2 separate regions of the Homo sapiens genome follow, and region 1 is linked to region 2. The links are chromatin loops, found by intact Hi-C in ENCODE. Cell type or tissue: heart right ventricle. All regions are shown on one strand. Links, peaks and the distances in the headings refer to the core of each region. The heading gives the core; the rest is flanking DNA.

The links. Peaks named below come from ENCODE experiments on the same cell type or tissue, not always from the same donor. Only the 100,000 strongest peaks of a DNase experiment are listed, where the experiment ranks them.
Region 1: a loop joins it to region 2, with 4 times the contacts of the local background. A loop is called at or near these places in 73 of 110 quality-filtered maps.

What each region holds. Positions count from the first base shown.
Region 1 is chr20:16,501,352-16,504,957 of GRCh38, forward strand. It overlaps KIF16B (kinesin family member 16B), which reads right to left. Exons shown (of 26, transcript NM_024704.5): 10 at 3,021-3,196. Among named protein-coding and RNA genes, the nearest start is that of KIF16B, 70 kb to the right of the region's middle. In heart right ventricle, for the core only: no CTCF peak of the experiment used is centred there; no DNase peak of the experiment used is centred there.
Region 2 is chr20:16,619,969-16,625,089 of GRCh38, forward strand. All of the region lies in intron 1 of LOC105372542 (a long non-coding RNA gene), which reads left to right. Among named protein-coding and RNA genes, the nearest start is that of KIF16B, 49 kb to the left of the region's middle. RefSeq lists an enhancer at 4,805-5,121. In heart right ventricle, for the core only: no CTCF peak of the experiment used is centred there; no DNase peak of the experiment used is centred there.

The DNA of each region.
Region 1 (3,606 bases), core at 1-2,500, 120 kb before region 2:
TTCTTGGTTCAATACCAAGAATTTAACCGGCACTTCTATACACTGATGGTGGTCTATTAACTGGCACAACTACTTTTAGAAAATTGCTTGGCAATATCTACTAAAACTGAACATATGTACTCCTCTGACTCACCAATTCCACTTGTAGACATAAATCTAACAGAAATGTATCCATATGTTCACTAAAAACATCTAGAGGAAAGTCTACAAAGCAGTAACAGCCCGAAATAGGAAACCCCTCAAATGCCCATCTAAAGTACAATGGACAAATGAGCTGGAATATCTTTGCATGATGGAAGACAACTTTGCAGTGAGGATAAATGGATCCACTACTACATGCAACAGCATGGGTGACTCTCACAAACATAATGTTGACTGAAAGAAGTGAGATCAAAAGAGTGAATATTTTTCATTATTTCATTTATATAAAGAACAAAAACAGGCAAAAATAAAAACTAACAAAGCCTGTAGAGGTCAGGAGAGTGGCTACCCTGGAGAGAAAGGGGAGTAGTTCCTGAAAAGAAGGATTAAGGGGGGCTTCAAGGATACTGGTACTGTACTGTCTCTTAAGAAGCAGGTTAGATGGGTGAATTTAGCTTATGAAAACTCACTGAACTATACACATATAACTTGCAATTTTGGGGGATAATACGTCAATAAAAAATTCAAATATATAAACTACTACATATATCTACATATCTAGATCTACATAGTAGAAGAATCAAATACATGTCAAAACCTTTTGCTTTACTAAAAAGGTGCTTTAAAAACTCTGATGCACATGACTTTTTGCAATGGGAAAGACAGAAAATTATTAAAAGTAGAAGTTGATTTTTATTTAGCTGTGCTTAAAAAAAATAACCCTAGAAATGGAACTCAGATTTGAATAACATTCTCAATGAACCACAGCAGTACCTGGTATAGAATATTCTAGGAATAGAGCAATACTCCCAGAAAAATGTATACAGAGATGTTTAATGGACATTTAAGAACACCTGCTGTTTTTATTAAGCTTCATAAATTTAATTAATTTAGGATAAGCCTATATTGTCTCAAAACAATTTACAGCTTCATAGCACGATAAATTATTTTAAATTGGATTCACATTTTTATTGTAATATATTGTATATCAAAAATTTTATCTGCAATGCGTTCTGAAATAGACTTAACTGTCTTTTATATCCTCACCCCCAAAATTACAGCAACAAAAATACTCCCTTAAACACAGCAGTGGTAATAAGTCATAAAAGGAAAAGGAAAAAAGACTACAAAATATAAGGCAACTATATGGCATAACAATACCTCTGAAGGCATTTTTCAGAGAGAAAATGTAAAGTTTCAATAAATTAAAGGTTTTTAATCTATATAAGATTCCTTCCAATGATGTCCTCAGTTAATTTTAAAAAGATAATATTTTTACCCTTCATTCTTTTAACCTAATAAAAGGTTAAGCACAAGAAACTGCACATAGAATTTTCCAAATACTTCCTTCACATATAGTAATTTGAGTGATCCAATCAAATCATCATTAAAGGCTTACTTTATATAAACAATGTTTTAAAAACACTGAGAAAGATGCCAGGCTGGGCGCGGTGGCTCACACCTGTAATCCCAACACTTTGGGAGGCCAAGGCGGGCAGATCACTTGAGGTCAGGAGTTCCAGACCAGACTGGTCACGTCGTGAAACCCCGTCTCTACCAAAAATACAAAAAAATTAGCCAGGCATGGTGGCAGGCACCTCCCAGCTACTCAGGAGGCTGAGGCATGAGAATTACTTGAACCCTGGAGGTGGAGGTTGCAGTGAGCCCAGATTGCATCACTGCACTCCAGCCTGGGCAACACAGTGAGACTCTATCTCAAAAAGAAAAGAAAAGAAAAAGATTCCAATAACAAGGTGTATAAATAAAAATGACTATTGTGGTTCATGTTATAAGGGCCTCATCACGTGGAGCTGGACTCTTCATTCTGACAACTTCCACCATAGAGCAAAATGCATGTGGAGATATTTTTAAGCACAATGAACAATTCCTATTCAACTGCTGTCCACCATCTTGTGGGAAAGAACTGCCAGGTACATTTCAGGACACAGGAAATTCAGTGAGGTTTTCATCCCATCAGTATTTTCAAAACATTTATGGGATGCCAAGAGCTTCAAGTGCCACATAATCCCACGTGGAAAGCACTGCTCCAACGGGACCACTCTGCACATAAAGAAAAGCATTTCTTTTCACGATATACTTAAGACATCCATTCATGAGTTAAGAAAGGAGGGTAACTCCAGTCTAACTTCAACATTTAAAAAAGCTATCCTTCATTTTCTTTCAAGGGTTGCCTTTCTTCACAGCAATATCAAAGCCTACCAGAACTTTACTTCCACCAATCATCACGGAATGTAACTCTGTACATACACCATGCAGACTATCAGGAAGCTTACTGAGAAAATCACAAAGACAAGGAATCTTCACTAGAATCCCAACAGATCCTAAAATGAGACTATTTCAACAATCAAGCGAGGGCCCAGGGACAGCATTTCAGCCAGATCACAGGTGTAATATACATGTGTCGCGGGGCCACCAGAACCACCTCTCTAATAGGTGATATGACACAGGCATTCAGAAAGGTGTTCAAACAAGTCTTTTATTCTGTTAAAACACATTTTAAAGTCATAAAATGCATGGGTGAAATTTTAAATACTATTCTAAGCATATCAATTTCTTTCCACTTAAAGAGATTATGCCATTAATCCTATTGCATAGTACATTTCCATTCATAATTGATAACTATTAGAGAGTTAATCATTTCAGGTTTAGTGGATAAAATCTTACACATGCAGCCCGTAATGAATGCAAAGGCTGACAAGAGGTTGATGTAAACGAGGGACTGGCTAACTCATTCAAAGCTTTACTTAGCACTTATTTACTCAAATCAATAGCATGAGTGAGAAAATTGTCTCATTAAGATCTAGAAATAGATGCCATTACTCAAAGAAAATTATCCATAAATCTCAGAAAAACCCAACCTGATTCCCTTGAGCAAGCAGCGTTTTCAGTCTGGCTATTTCAGCTCGCAGCTCACGGATAAGTTTGACGTTGGCATCCTCATTAATGGTAGGCTTGTTGATGATGTTTTTGGCTCTATTTGCATAGCGAAGAGTACTTAGGGTTTCTCCATAATTGACATCAGCAGGTGAAATGGCTGTGAAGAATGTATTCAAAAAATAATTTATCCAGCACTCCATGTTCCATTTAACACAAAGTTGGTTTGTAATTTAAAAGTCAGATTAACCCCAGGTCATTGGAGAGACTAAATATTCATTGCCACAGTAATGAATATGAAAAATTATCTAACATTTCTAGGAAAGAGTGTTCACAATACAAAATTAAGTGTCATTTTGCTCTTCTCAAATCTAGAATCAACCACCTAACCAAGTCTAAAATGAGATATGAGACATTCCCCTATAGTTAGGTAGTTTTCCCTGCTGAAAACGTAAGAAGAAGGTTTAAAGACTATTTGTCATCTCAACATTAAGTAGGAATTCAAATACTTTTAAAAGTTCTGGCAAAGTCTACTGTCTGGAAAAAAAAACAGAATATGATAAGTTTTGA
Region 2 (5,121 bases), core at 1,498-3,997:
TACTATGAAATGAGTGAGAACAATACATTCTTATAGGTGCTAAGAAATATTTCTGCAGAAGGGACAAAGGCTGGAATGGTGGATTTTACTTGGGGGAACTAGAAAATATTCATCAAGGAAGTGACTTTTGAACTGCATATTGACAAAGGCTAAATTAGATATGTGGGAAGGGCATTTCAGGCAGAGAGCATAGCAGGAACAATGGCTTGGGGTTGTACACAGCATGACCCATTTCAGAAATGGCAAGACTCTGGCAAGTGAGAATCTATGGTGCAACAGGGGCTGGGAGGTAGAGGAAGGAGACTGGGGGCAGCTGAAGTTGAGGATACAGGCAGGGGCGGATTCTGGAAGATCTTAAAATTATCATAAGGCTGTGAGTTGCCAACTTCCAGCACAAGCACCTTATATTTATTTATTTATTTACAGATAGGGTTTTGTTCTGAAACCCAGCCAGGAGTGTGGTGCAATCATAGCTCACTACAGCCTTAACCTCCTGGGCTTGAGTGATCCTCCCACCTCAGCCTCCCAAGCATCTAAGACTACAAGCATGCATTTCCACACCGAGTTAAAGCATCTATTTTTTGAGGGCTTCTGTACGTTTGGGAGCTTGCTCTGTCCATATGCTTGACAGGCTAGAAATAACTGAAAAATTATCACTTCCCTCTTCCCCCAGGAATAGCCTTGAACCAATGATTAAAAAGAGTTGGTGGCTCCTTGGCCCTGAGCCCCAGTTGCCCAAATAGTAACTCAAATAGTAACTTGGTTGGCAACTTACCTTTTATTGGTCTCCATCCCTTCTCTTATTCTCTTTTCTCTTTAAGGGTATTTTTTGGAATCAACTTCTAAATATATTTCTTGCACTAGAATTCTGCCTCTGGGTTGACTTCTAGGGGAACTACACAAAACAATTGTGTGACTTTTACTAAAGGTAGATTGGCACCATGGGATGACTATTTACTAACAGCCTTAGCAAAGTAAGCTTATTGAAGTGAGGACTTGGTCTCATTTATCCTTGAACTCCTTGGCCCATAAAAGGCACACAACACACATTTGTTACATAAATGAATCAAACTTGTCGGATAACTTTAAGGTAAACGTTAGACAACCCCAGTTCAGAAATGACGCTGGACAGGGACTTTCTCACCAGCTGACTTTCTTTGTAAACTCCTCTGCCATCCTCCCTCAGGCTACCTGTTCCATCTTGAAGACCCTACTTATCTTTCGCCTCCTCAGGCTATTAAGATTCTCCAAATTCCTCTCCCTTTATGTTCAGAACTATTATCCAGCTCTCTGTTTATCTACGTTAACCAATTCTATCATGAGGCCTCTCATTCTCAGAAGCCTCAAGGTATTTTTTCCAAACAAAAACTGCCTCTCCCAGAGGTTATTTCTTAAAATTGAGTATGTTATTCCCTAATCTTGTGGTGAGTTAGGCAAAGCAGATGAAGAAAGGTTTAGCAGGTTTTGGCCTGGGTGTTGTTTCTATAATCCCTTGCTACTAGAGAGTCATGTGGCCAAAGGTCTCAAGATTTGTGACTTTCCCAATTTCTTCCTTAGATAACATCACTATTTGGCTAGGAACAGTGGCTAACACCTATCATACCAACACATTGGGAGGGTGAGGTGGGAGGATGGCTTGAGCCCAGGGGTTTGAGACCAGACTGGGCAACATAGTAGAAACCCATCTCTCCAAAACGTTTTTTGAAACCTGGGCACAGTGGTGTGTACCTGCGGTCCCAGCTACTCAAGAGGCTGAGGCGGGAGGACTGCTGGAGCCCAGGAGCTCGAGGCTACAGTGAGCCACTGCACTCCAGCCTGGGTGACAGAGTGAGACCCTGTCTCTATAAAAAACAAACAAATAAAAATCACTAATGTAAAATCTAAGATTGTTTTCTTTTTGAGATGGTTTTCAGACTGACCCCCCACACCAAGACTCGTGACTCATGACTCAACTGGTCCTGTGGCCCCACCCAGAGGTGGACTTAGTGCATGAGGACTGTTTTTCACACTCCTGTGATTTCATCCCCAACCAATCTCTAGACCCCTGCTCACCAGCTTGTCCATAAAACCCCTAACGTCTGAGCCCTCAGGGATCTTGATGTGAGTGCAATGCCACGGTCTCAGTGAATCAGTTTTGTCTGTGCACTGGGCAGGAAGAACTCATCAGGTGATTACACATTTTAGAAACAAACCAACAAAAAATTAAAGGCTGCACTGACTGATGGTCAGTTTTCTGATCTTGAGTATATATTGACTCAAAATGCAACATGAATGAAAAGGTATCTTTTATTGGTCATTATGATCCAACCAAAATAAATTTCTGTCTTATCAACCTTGTTCCCTGAGGAAGATGAAGGAGCTGAGTAATCATAGTCCAAGTCCTTCTCTCTGGGTCTGAAAGGGAGACACACCAGTGAGAAAGAAGCCCCCCTTTATTTACTCAACGCTGGAAGAGGCTAGGTCTGAAAGCAAGGGCAGGGATGGAAAGTTGGCTGTGTCCTGGGATCACTGAGCTGAAATTACAGCTCTCCCTGGTCTAGGGAGGGTGGAGGCCTGTGGGCCCAGCCTTGAACAGAAGAAGTCTGGGATTTCCTCCTCCATCCTGAGATGGACACAGCTGAGCCACTTCCTGCAGGGGCCTCAGGAGAACAAGATGGTGCCATTTTGTTCTCTTTGTCCACATGATTCACAAATGGGGGACTTTTTTTTTCTGTGAGTGCCTGATGTTAAAGAGAACCTAGGTGAACACATGTGTGGGCAGCCTAAAGAGACTTAAGGCAGGCTGGAGCATGTTGCTCCATTCTGTCCAGCCCCTAGAAGATTCCTACTGCTAGCATGGAAGTATGCCTTTCTCATTCTCCCCTCCTCCCATCCTCCCCCTTCCACCCTATCAACTACAAAAATTAGGGGCAGAATCAGGCTAGGAGGAAAACATAACTAATACATAGAACAGGCTCTTTGTCATCTTCTCATAGACTCAGAAAGACCAGCCTAAGAGGTGAGAGAAACCTTTATTCCACACAACCTTTTGGTGACCACACACACTTCCACTTTCCCAAAGCATCCTTATAACTGCCCAGTGAGTTCACTTTGCTTCCTGCGTAGGAAGAGCTGACTTATCAAGAAAAGGGAATTGCAATAGAGAAAGAGTAATTCCTGCACAGCCGGCTGTGCGGAAGACCAGAATTTTGTCATTACTCAAATCGGTCTCCCTAAGCATTCAGGGATCAGAGTTTTTAAGAATAATTTGGCGGGTGCTGGGGGAGGGGCAGTGAGTGAGGAGTGATGATTGGTTGGGTCAGAGATGAAATCACAGGGAGTAGAAGTTGTCTTCTCGCGCTGAGTCAGTTCCTGGGTGGGGGCCACAAGATCGGATGAGCCACTTTATCCATCTGAGTGGTGCCATCAAGTGCAGGGTATGCAAAATATCTCAAGCACTGATCTTAGGTTTTATAACAGTGTTTTTTTTTTTTTTTTTTTGAGATGGAGTCTTGCTCTGTCTCCCAGGCTGGAGTGCAGTGGCACGATCTCGGCTGACTGCAAGCTCCGCCTCCCGAGTTCACCCATTCTCCTGCCTCGGCCTCCTGCGTAGCTGGGACTACAGGCGCCTGCCACCACGCCCGGCTAAGTTTTTGTACTTTTTTTTAGTAGAGACGGGGTTTCACCGTGTTAGCCAGGATGGTCTCGATCTCCTGACCTCGTGATCCGCCCGCCTCGGCCTCCCAAAGTGCTGGGATTACAGGACCGTGCCGGGCCTATAATAGTGATTTTATCCCTAGGAGCAATTTGGGGAGGGTCAGAATCTTTTAGCCGCTAGCTGCATGACTCCTAAATCATAATTTCTTAACTTTTGGCTAATTGTTAGTCCTATAAAGGCAGTCTAGTCCCAAGGCAAGAAGGGGGTTTGTTTTGGGAAAGGGCTGTTATCATCCTTGTTTCAAACTAAAGACTATAAACTAAGTTCTGTCCAAAGTTAGTTTGGCCTACACCCAGGAATTAACAAGGACAGCTTGGAGGTTAGAAGCAAGATGGTGTAGGTTAGGTCAAGTCTCTTTCACTGTCTCAGTTATAATCCTGCAATGGTGGTTTCATTAGAATTTTTCAAATGTCACATGTATAGGAACACGAGTGAAGCAACAATGACCAATAGGAAAACAAGAAAATCTAGACAGGAACAAAGGTAGAGAAAGCAGTTCTGGGCCAAGGAAAACCCACTCAGTGTCACCCTCAGCTGCTAGGGACGAACATTCTTGCAGGCAGTGTAGATGAGGTGGGGCTGGAAGTGGGAGGGATGAGAGTTGTCAAGAGCCCAGAATCTGAATGCCTGAGTTCAAGGCCTGGCTATCTCATTTGTGTGACCTCAGGCAAGTCAGTAAACATCCTTTGTCTGTTTTCTTATCTGTTAATCTCAGGACACACCTATTTTAGGGATTAGATTTGTTGGAGAATTCTTTCCTCAGAGCTTAGTCACAACAAGTGCTAAATACATGTCTATTATTAGTGGTAGTACAAGTAGTAGTATTATGATATCATCATAAATGAAATTAGCTATTATTAATTACAAAAAATCAGGCAGAAACATAGTTACAGGCCCTTATTAACTCGTGCTATTAAGCCTTTCTCTAGTGGCCATAAATCCCCAAAGTTTTTTATTTTATTTTATTTTATTTTATTTTTTATATATATACCTAAAGCATCATTGTTAGGCTATGCCCTGAAGCAGTGTCAGTCTTCTAAAAACATGAACAAATAATCATCTTTGTGTGGACTTTTAGGGTAATCAAATCTTCCTTTCCAGAGTCCTATTAGAGGGAACATGCCCTCTTTCTTATAAAGGATTTTAAAGTCACTGTTGGGGCTCAGAAACTGATACCCCAAAATAAAATGCATGGACATGCTGAGCTGAAGAAAAAGCAGAAGAAGCCTCAAGGTCCTCCCCTACCTAAGATCCAGACCCACCAGGAAGAACAATTGCTTTTTCTCACCCTCCCTGCAAGACCAAGAATGTAACCACACCTGAGCAGACCCATTCTCTGTCAAAGAAAACTATTTACAAATCTTCCTTGGGGTCCATGCCTTCTCACTAGTAAATCTTCAACAGAGTTCCTCTTCTCCTCCCTT